2 separate regions of the Mus musculus genome follow, and region 1 is linked to region 2. The links are chromatin loops, found by intact Hi-C in ENCODE. Cell type or tissue: heart. All regions are shown on one strand. Links, peaks and the distances in the headings refer to the core of each region. The heading gives the core; the rest is flanking DNA. Region 1 overlaps Itpkb (inositol 1,4,5-trisphosphate 3-kinase B). Region 2 has its middle 13 kb from the start of Gm31728.

The links. Peaks named below come from ENCODE experiments on the same cell type or tissue, not always from the same donor. Only the 100,000 strongest peaks of a DNase experiment are listed, where the experiment ranks them.
Region 1: it touches region 2 in a loop (2.9-fold over the local background); 1 of 42 quality-filtered maps calls a loop at or near these places.

What each region holds. Positions count from the first base shown.
Region 1 is chr1:180,350,666-180,356,050 of GRCm38, reverse strand. The region is part of intron 2 of Itpkb (inositol 1,4,5-trisphosphate 3-kinase B); the gene reads right to left. Among named protein-coding and RNA genes, the nearest start is that of Itpkb, 23 kb to the right of the region's middle. In heart, for the core only: a CTCF peak has its summit at 2,737; a DNase peak (open chromatin) is centred at 1,700; H3K27ac peaks cover 1,456 bases; H3K27me3 peaks cover 593 bases.
Region 2 is chr1:180,266,533-180,271,917 of GRCm38, reverse strand. No RefSeq gene overlaps it. Among named protein-coding and RNA genes, the nearest start is that of Gm31728, 13 kb to the right of the region's middle. In heart, for the core only: a CTCF peak has its summit at 3,136 (motif pointing left); a DNase peak (open chromatin) is centred at 3,137; H3K27ac peaks cover 518 bases; H3K27me3 peaks cover 1,416 bases.

The DNA.
Region 1 (5,385 bases), core at 192-5,191, 84 kb before region 2:
TTGCAAACACTGTCTGCTGAGCTGCCTGTACAACGTACATCTCACAACGGAGAGAACCAAAGTGCATAGTGGTCACAGGGCAGGGAGCACCCCTTGGGGAAGGGGAACTGTGCTTGGCCTGGTCCTACACTCCTCAGGCTGTGCCTCACCCAAGCCCACCAGGGTGTTCTGGACTCTGAGCTCGGGTTCCTGTCAGTCTGAGAAGGGCCATGCTCAGGAGGGGGCTGTTCCTGGTGTGAAAAGAACAATTCGGGTCAGAGTATTAAAACAGAGTGCCAGAGCCATCATTGGGAGCACAGGAGCATCTGCCAGAGGAGGAAGAAGTCTCAGGCATCCCAAGACAGGCAACTTTCACTCTAGGAAGTGATGCTCACCCAGCTCCCAGCAACCATCACACTCTCCCCTGCGTGTGTACGTGAACCCACCCCACACCTGCACACAGCTAAACGCACACACGCAAACACACAAACATATGTAAACAACCCCAGGCACACATACACAGAGCAGCATGCATACATATGTCCGTGCACGCATAGCTATAGCACATGCACACGACCACAGCACATGTAGAACAGGATGCCATCGTGTGACTTCTTCTGGGGTGGAAGTGAGTAAAGGTATATGTTCTCCAGACAGGGAGCCACTGACAGACCAAAGCAACGATGCCATCCAGGCTGCTAGTGGGTTTATTAGGCTTACCTGCGGGACCATGGGTGACTGAGAAGTCTCACTTCAGCACAGGAAGATGACAACTTCAGCAACCCTGCATCCCTGGGGTCTCATCTTCAGCTAACTTCGCACCTCCCATATATGCTCTAGCACCTCCTGAACGGTATGTGGCAGTGTAGTGTGATGGAGTGGGAACTAAAACCCTCCATGAGCCTGGGGACTCTCCCTCCCCTCCTTTTACCAGTGAGTGTTAACAGCCCCATCACCACCACCATCACCACCACCATCACCACCACCATCATCATCACCACTACTAACCATTCTGTTACTGCTACGGCCACAGGTCACAGACCAAGCCTGTGCAGGTTCACCACAGCATTCTGTGGGTTCATGCCATACCCAAAGAAAATGTTATCTATAACATATATACAAAATACATTCCATGAATACATGAACATGAACACACACACACACACATATATATATGTGTGTGTGTGTGTGTATATATATATATATATATCCTCACAGACACATACAAATGACACATACTATACATATATAGACGTATATATATAAACATATACCCATATCCACCCATACATACACAAATATATACAACACATGTATACATATAGATACATATATCCATATCTGCCTCATGTATTTATAAACTGCACGCGCGCACACACAAGTGTATAATCGGCGACTCATACACGTAGAGGCTCTGGTAAGACCCAGAGCTGAGCAGGCCCTGGACCCAGCCAGCTCTTTGGAGGCACTCCCGCCTCTGTCCTGTCCCTGCCCCCATCTCCAGACTGACTGCTTTTGTCTGGTGAGTGGGCGCCAGAGCCCAACCCACCCCACACTTAATGCCCACTTCATGGTTCAGAAACTGAGTGGAATCAGGTTTGGAGAACATGCTGCAGGAGGAGGGAAGCAGCAATCAACTGCTATTTTTATCTGGCATACTGAGACCTCCATGCCCCTCTGTCAGGAGTGACAAGGACTTCACCCTGGTCATAGGTTTCCGGTCCCATCCCATTTTAGATCCATGGCAGCCAGCTTCCTGTCTCCTCACCCCGGGACTTGGGGGCAGAGCTGTGGCCTCAGGGAGTGTCTAGCAAGGAGAGAGAATGTGTCTCAGTGGCTGCCGTGGCCTGCCTTCTGAGACCCAGCACCGTAAAGCTATAATTTAAGGTTAAGGGGGATGTCACTCCCAGGACTCTGGGCTTAGGCTGAAGGATGCATCCTGGTGTTGAGTACTAGCGCCCTGAACCTACCTCATCCAATGACCTACCACCCACAGGCTGTATCCCCACACACACGCCAACAAACACCCCCACAGTTCATTTTAACTCTCAAATATTTCTAGTTCTTCTGGGCACATAGTAGGGCTCCACGCCCTGGCTCCTCAGTTTGGTGACGACATGAGACTTGTCCTGCTGTCTGAATGTGAGCAGAAGTGTTGTGTGTCACATCTCTGGGCTGCAGCCTCACAACTCTGCAGGTCATCTGCCTAGCTAGTTCCCTCCGTCGTAGCAATGGGCGTTGGCAGCCCAAGCCTAGGCAAGGGTGAGAGGTAGTGGAGCCGTACTTGGATCAGGTGTGTAGAAAGGAAGAAAGGTTCGTTGCGTTCAGCTGTTTGATGGGAAGTTGCTCGTTACTGCCCCACATTTAGCTCATCCTGTTCCTGAGTAAGGATCACATGGCCAAGAGAAGAACGGGAGAAAGCAAGGGGGTACAGAGCAAACGACCTGTCGCACACCCCACGCAAGCCTGCCTCCATTTCTTATGTCTGTGACATTTTCCTGCGTGACCAGGTTAATGCCTTCAAGTTTCAGATCCATCAACACCATCTCTGAGAATATTTCTCTTGTGGCCTTAGATAGTATTGATTGGCATCTGCCTTCTGTTTCCACCCAAAATCTATACATAGCTCTACAAACACACTTAGGGCATGTGTGCTCCTTCTCTGGGAGAACTAGACAAAGCAACAGTTACAGGAGGGAGCTTTACAATCGTGTCTCCCGATGAGGAGCAATAGCTCTACAGATACCCAGAAACATCCAAGCCCCTTGTGGTAGTGACAAGGTCTCACAGTGCTGCCCATGCTGCTCATGGGCTCAGACAGTCCCCCTGCTTCAGCCTCCTGGGTTGCCTGGATGACAGGTGAGTGCCACGGTACCTAACCACCAGGAACGTTTTGGTTGACAAAATGTTCTCCATCAAGAGTGCTGCTAAACATCCTACAGTGTCCCCTACAACAACTGTTCCCAAATGCCAATAGTGCCAAGGTTGAGACACTCAGTTCTAGAGCAAGGCTGTCTGAGGCCACCTCCTGACTTGTGTTGCTGCAGTTTTAAGCATGTCACTTTAACTTCTCAGGCACTACTTGACACATGACAGATGCATAATAGGCGTCAAGTACTGTACTGTGCTCTCTGACCCTGGCATGGACGTTCCTGTGTAACTATCCCCAACTGCCTGTATGCATTAAGTCTGGGCTTGTGTAGCTCACGTGTTAGCTCACCTCCTTCACCACCTCCTGAAAGCTAGTTTACTATAACAAGTAGATAAAACTCTGTCAGGGGAGGGAGGGAGGGAGGGAGGGAGGGAGAGAGAGAGAGAGAGAGAGAGAGAGAGAGAGAGAGAGACAGAGAGAGACAGAGAGAGAGAGACAGAGAGAGAGAGACAGAGAGAGAGACAGAGACAGACAGAGACAGACAGAGACAGACAGAGACAGAGAGAATGCATAATCTCCACTTTTGGTTCATTCCTTACTTTAGTTCTGTGCAGAGAACTCCAACCCTGAGCAAGAATGGTTTTAAAACCCAGAAGAGAGGGCTCTGCACGGCTCAGTTGGTAGAGTGCTGGTCTGGCACACACAGGAATCCCCAGGGACAGCAGAAGATAAACACGCTCGCCCATCTAGAAGAATTCAAGTTCAGGGCACATAACAAGGCCATCTAGAGGAAGGGATTTGAGCCAGGGTTTTTGCTGATAACCAACTGAGGTCTTAGGGCTAAAACTCAGCACAAGCATAGAATTTTAATTTGAATCCCAAATAAAGCAAGAGATTTTTTTTTTAATTAAAAAAAAATCAATTAAGCAACTTCAAACCAGCCCCAGTTTCTCCAAATGTATCAAACCAGAAAAACACTCAAAGCAAACCATCATTTGTTTTAGTTATGCATTTGGGCTTGGACCCCTTCCCTCCCCTGCCCCTCCCCCATTGACCTTGACCACCACAATGAGCTGAGGAATTCTCTTGGGCCTTTGGGACAACATGGATGGGCAGTGGGTGACTTTCCGAGACTTCCTCCTTCTAAAGCTTCGAGGATACTTAGGAGAATTGGCTGCTCATTTCCCAGAACCCCTTCAAGCCCACGTAGAAAACAATCCTCTTCTTGTGACCACTTAACACAAGCTCACCGGAGGCGATTTTCCAAATCCTAGACTAAGGCGCGGACGACGCATCTTTTCATTTCTCCGGACTCATCAGAATCTGGGCTGAGGTGCTTGCTTGCTTTCACACACTCAAAGCCCCACCAACACTACTAGCCAGACAGACAAAGACAGACAGACATGTTAAGCACACATGTGTGCCTCTCCCCTGCTTCCCGATGCAGGCAAGCCCCTCCGCTGGTGTCTGGGCTGGCAGAGCCCTAAGAATAAGGAGAAATCTTGAAATCCGCAGCTGCGCGTTTTCATGACGTTAAAACAAGAAAGGAGAAGCCTTTCAAGAGCCTTCCATACAACTAAATCACAAAGCGGAATCCAAAGAGTTGGGGGTTGGGGTGGGGGTTGTTTTATTGGCCTAGGTGATAGAGACCCAAAGGGAGAACCATTGACAGAAATGGGCTTCGCCCAGAGCTGGGCCTGAGCTTTGAAGGCACTCAATCTGTCAGAGGAAGGGAAATGGTTGTAGAAAAGGACCCACATATACAACATGTGGAAGCAGAATGGTTTGGGGTGTGTGCATACCCACACACGCACGGGGACACACACACACACACACAGAGAGAGACACACACAGACACAGACAGACACAGACAGACACAGACACACACACAGACACACACAGACACACACACAGACACAGACAGACACAGACACAGACACAGACACAGACACAGACACAGACACAGACACAGACACAGACACAGACACAGACACAGACACAGACACAGACACAGACACACATGGGGATTCTGCTCTGGATCCTGTCTCTCCTTTGCTGTCTTTCTGGGGGTTGGGGTGGGGGTTGTTTTGTTTTTCCAGAGACCCAGAAGGAACCCAAGACAATGGCGTCTGTGAGGAGACAATTCAGCATCTGCTTCTTTGTTTGTTTTTATTTTCAAGCCCAACGGCCCACAGACAACTTTCCTTAAATATAACACCTGAGTCAGTCTGGGAGGGGTCCCATGGAGACAGGGTGGGACAGGACGGATTCCTGGGCCGGACTGCCACCCTGGCTGCCTGCGCATTCCAGCCACCACCGAGGGTGCCTACCAATCAGCAGCGTTCTATTTCGGAATAGACAGTTGTAAGAGCAGAAAGGCACCCTCACCTACATCCCTGTGAGGCAGAACTCCAAGCCCCCGGCTTCACCGCCCCATTTCCACAGCATTTCTGTGCATTCCCCCCTCAGTGCTAGAGACAAAGCCCAAGGCCTCACACACACTAGACAAGCACTTGACGACTGTGCTAAATCCC
Region 2 (5,385 bases), core at 123-5,122:
TTCCATCTCAGCAACAGAAACCCTGACTAGGATGAGTACTAAGCAATCTCTTTATGGGCTGCTGCTGCTTCTTCTTCTTCTCTTCTTTTTTTTAATATATATTTTTTCTTTATTTACATTTCAAATGCTATCCCGAAAGTTCCCTATATCCTCCCCCCGCCCTGCTCCCCTACCCACCCACTCTCACTTCTTGGCCCTGGCTTTCCCCTCTACTGGGGCATTAAAGTTTGCAAGACCAAGGGGCCTCTCTTCCCAATGATGGCCGACTAGGCCATCTTCTGCTACATATGCAGCTAGAGACACGAGCTCCGGAGTACTGGTTAGTTCATATTGTTGTTCCACCTATAGGGTTGCAGACCCCTTCAGCTCCTTGGGTACTTTCTCTAGCTCCTCCATTGGGGGCTTTGTGTTCCATCCAATAGATGACTGTGAGCATCCACTTCTGTATTTACCAGGCACTGGCATAGCCTCACAAGAGACAGTATATCAGGGTCCCTTCAGCAAAATCTTGCTGGCATATGCAATAGTGTCTGGGTTTGGTGGCTGATTATGGGATGGATCCCCAGGTGGTGTAGTCTCTGGATGGTCCATCCTTTCGTCTTAGCTCCAAACTTTGTCTCTGTAACTCCTTTCATGGGTATTTTGTTCCCTATTCTAAGGAGGAATGAAGTATCCACATGCTGGTCTTTCCTCTTCTTGATTTTCTTGTGTTTTGCAAATAGTATCATGGGTATTCTAAGTTTCTGGGCTAATATCCACTTATCAGTGAGTGCATATCTAGTGACTTCTTTTGTGATTGGGTTACCTCACTAAGAATGATATCCTCCAGATATATCCATTTGCCCAAGAATTTCATAAATTCATTGTTTTTAGTAGCTGAGTAGTACTCCATTATGTAAATGTACCACATTTTCTGTATCCATTCCTCTGTTGAGGGACATATGGGTTCTTTCCAGCTTCTGGATATTATAAATAAGGCTGCTATGAACATAGTGGAGCATGTGTTCTTATTACCAGTTGGAACATCTTCTGGGTATATGCGCAGGAGAGGTTTTGCTGGATCTTCTGGTAGTACTATGTCCAATTTTCTGAGGAACCGCCAGACTGACTTCCAGAGTGGTGGTACAAGCTTGCAATCCCACCAACAATGGAGGAGTGTTCCTCTTTCTCCACACCCTCGCCAGCATCTGCTGTCACCTGAATTTTTTTATCTTAGCCATTCTGACTGGTATGAGGTGGAATCTCAGGGTTGTTTTGATTTGCATTTCCCTGATGATTAAGTATGTTGAACATTTTTTCAGGTGCTTCTTAGCCATTCAGTATTCCTCAGTTGAGAATTCTTTGTTTAGCTCTGTACCCCATTTTAATGGGGTTATTTGAATTTCTGGAGTCCAGCTTCTTGAGCTCTTTGTATATATTGGATATCAGTCCCCTATCAGATTTAGGATTGGTAAAAATCCTTTCCCAATCTGTTGGTGGCCTTTTTGTCTTATTGACAGTGTCTTTTGCCTTACAGAAGCTTTGCAATTTTATGAGGTCCCATTTGTCAATTCGTGATCTTACAGCACAAGCCATTGCTGTTCTGTTTAGGAATTTTCCCCCTGTGCCCATATCTTCAAGGCTTTCCCCCACTTTCTCCTCTATTAATTTCAGTGTCTCTGGTTTTGAGCTTTGTACAAGGAGATAAGAATGGATCAATTCGCATTCTTCTACATGATAACCACCAGTTGTGCCAGCACCATTTGTTGAAAATGCTGTCTTTTTTCAACTGGATGGTTTAGCTCCCTTGTCAAAGATCAAGTGACCATAGGTGTGTCGATTCATTTCTGGGTCTTCAATTCTATTCCATTGATCTACCTGTGTGTCGCTGTATCAGTACCATGCAGTTTTTATCACAATTGCTCTGTAGTACAGCTTGAGGTCAGGCATGGTGATTCCACCAGAGGTTCTTTTATTGTTGAGAATAGTTTTTGCTATCCTAGTTTATTATTATTATTATTATTATTATTATTATTATTATTATTATTCCAGATGAATTTGCAAATTGCCCTTTCTAACTCAGTGAAGAATTGAGTTGGAATTTTGATGGGGATTGCATTGAATCTGTAGATTACTTTTGGCAAGATAGTAATTTTTACTATATTAGTCCTGCCAATCCATGAGTATGGGAGATCTTTCCATCTTCTGAGATATTCTTCAGTTTCTTTCTTCAGAGACTCGAAGTTCTTATCATACCGATCTTTCATTCACTTCCTTAGTTAGAGTCACACCAAGGTATTTTATATTATTTGTGACTATAATGGCCTGCTTCTTTAAAAGGGAGTTTTTGGTGTCTGAACCCCTGTGTAGCCATGGGCACCAGCGTTGGGAGATAGTGAGCCCTTACTGGAAAGCAAGGGGTAAATGAGGAGAGATCTTGGGTTATTGGGATACTGGGAGGTGCCCCATCTCTGGGACTCAGGATTGCACAAGAGAATGAAGACTCTGTCGCCTCGCTACCATATTAAAACTGAAATGGTTCCAGAGGACAAAGTCTGATGGAAACTTTCTCAGCTTGCAGTTTGTCTGTTACCTGAGCACCAGATAAAATGTTCAGGGGCAGGCAGATTCTGGGGCCACACCCTGGACCTCCTAAGAAGGGGAAACTATTTCCTTGGGGGTGGTGTTCTTCAGCTGTCAGTCCTTAGGAGGCTCACAGGATCCAAATATGTGAGGCAGGTTACACTGGAGAGACAGGAAAAGGGGTGCCCAGGGCCTCCCACACAGAGCTTGGCTTTCCAGAAAGTACCACAGAGAATGCACCTAGACAACAGCACACTCTTCTCTTAGTCTGAAATTGTGTTTTGTTTTTTAAAAAACTCAACAATGTAAGGAAAAAGCTGTATTTCCCTGCCCCAGCTCTTAGCTGTTAAGTCCTGCAAGGTGACCTCTCAGTCCCTTAGCCAGCCTCCCACACCCACAAGGAATCTGATTTCCTGAGGATGGCATCCCAGATCCTTGGGGGAGGTGGGGGGAATGTCCCCTTCGTTGCTCATTTGAATGGTCAAGACCTAAAGAGAACCCAAATAGCAGCAAACTCAGCTAAACAGGAAAGGGGCGCCTCCCAGTGTTGAGATAGAGAGATCGAACCAAAGGGTGCTGGCGCCCTCTAGTGGCAAAGAAACTGCTTTCTCGTCTGCCCAAGGATAGACAGGCTGTCTCTCAAGGGTTCAGGACCGCCATCCTTCCAGGATTAGAAGGAGAAAAATGTATGCCAACAGGGCATTATTAACTTTGGTGGTTTTAGGATGCATCGCTACTGTGTGAGATAATGTGTATGTTTCCCCAAGAATCACTTTCCAGCGTCACAGACTCGGGGCCCTTCATTATTTGTCAGAGAGGTTAAGACCTCTAGACTCACCTAACATACGACCTGTAGACATACTGTGAGATCCGTGTTACCGAGGTTCTCAAGGCTGTATTCTCTGGGGAACTCACACAGCTTTAGGATAGCTCTTCTGGGGAAGTAAAGACCAGATCCCTCACAGGCCAAAGAATTTGTGTGAACCACCCACACACTCCTGTGCAGAGCTCATACACCTGCCTGTTGGCTAAGCTGTCCTCCTCACAGCTGAGGATGCCAACCCTGTTAGCTTAAATCAGAGAGAACTCATACTCCCATGGCATACACGCTGGGGAGGGAACTGCAAAAATGAATGGCCAAGTACCTGTTTACTTTGAAAGGGACTCCAGGGTCCTAATTAAAGCTTAAGGAGCGAAGACCACACCTCCTACTCATTAAGATGGCTTTTGGAAAGAAAACTGAAAGCTGCTGCGGGTGGAGGAAGCCAGTATGGCTGCTCAGGTTGCGTAAGGTGCGGCTATTCCATTTCCTAGGACGTAACTACAAGAGCTAAAAGCTGGGTCTCAGATATTTGTTCATGCACACCAGTGTCAATTACAATAGCTAAGACATGGCAGACTCAACTGTCCACCAGTGGGTGAGCAGGGTAGTGTAGCCACCCAATGGGAGACTATTCAACTTAAAAAAACAATAAAGCTCCAATCCATGCTACATGTAGCAGCCCTGAATACAATATGCTAATTAAATGACCCAGACACAAATATATCAGGGCTCAATATGAGTATAATCACTAAAATCACGTAGAGAGAGGTATGGTGGTTGCCAGTGTCTGAAGGAAAGCGGGGGGGGGGGGGGCGAGGGGGGAGGCTTCAAATAGCTCCTTACTCAGTTTTACTTTCCAGAATTTCAATTACCCCAAAGTCAACTATAGCCCACAAGGAAAACAAATCACGCAGAAAATGCCAGAAATAAATTTATGTTTCAAATGATTCTGAGTAGCATGACAAAATCTTCTACTGTCCCACCCTGCACAGGCGAGACATCCCCTCCCTTTCACCAGTATATTCACGCTGCATGTACAAATATATACTGCTTAGCAGCCTTCTCGGCTCCACTGGCACAGTACTTCAGTGTTTGTGCTCCAGGATGCATAGTTGACTTGCCGATGACGTCAAAGCACAACAGTAGCGATAGAAAGAAGGCACCAATGTGCAAACAGGCAAGGACAGACTAGCTCTGATACCGTGGGCCAATGCTGTGCAGCACACAGGAAGAGAGAGAGGTGTGTGCATGGTTCAGTACTGTCCATGGTTCACGGATAGCCACATGATGCTGTATCACCCATGGGTGCTGGCAATTGAACCTGTGTCCTCTGGAAGAGCAGTGAGAGTGCGTAACCATCGAGCCATCTCTCCAACCTCAGGGACAGGGAATTTAAGGAATTCTCTGGACTTTCTGCTCAATTATTCTGTCCTAAAATCTTCAACACTTTAAAAAGTTCTAGAAGTGGGTAGAGGTAATCGTGTCACACCATGAATGTTCTTACAGCCACGGAGACTGCCTAAGAGTGGATAAACGGTGATAAATCTTATTTTGTCTGTGTTTTGCTATAATTAAAAGGATAAATAGAATAGTCAGGTGTGATGGTGCATACCTGAAATCTAAGCAATTGAGAAGTAGGAGGGGATGGAGGAAGAGAAGGAGGAGGAGAAGTAGGTGGACAAGGAGAAGGAGGAGGAGGAAGAGAGAGAGAGGGAGGAGGGAGAGAGAGGGGGAGGACTGTGAGAAGAGGAGAAGGAGGATAGGGGGAGGAGGAGAAGGAAGAGGAAGAGGGAGGGAAGGGAGGCAGGCAATAAAGTCAATGAAGTATGGGAAGGAGGAGTGCTGTTTAGAGTGGAATCATAAATAAACAAACAGGAGAAAAATGAGTCAGAATTGGATTGTAATTTAGGGACCAGACACAGTTGCACATTCAGAAATACCATAAATGAAGTTACAGGAATATTTCTTTTAATATATTTTAAAGCAGTTTATGTTAGCAA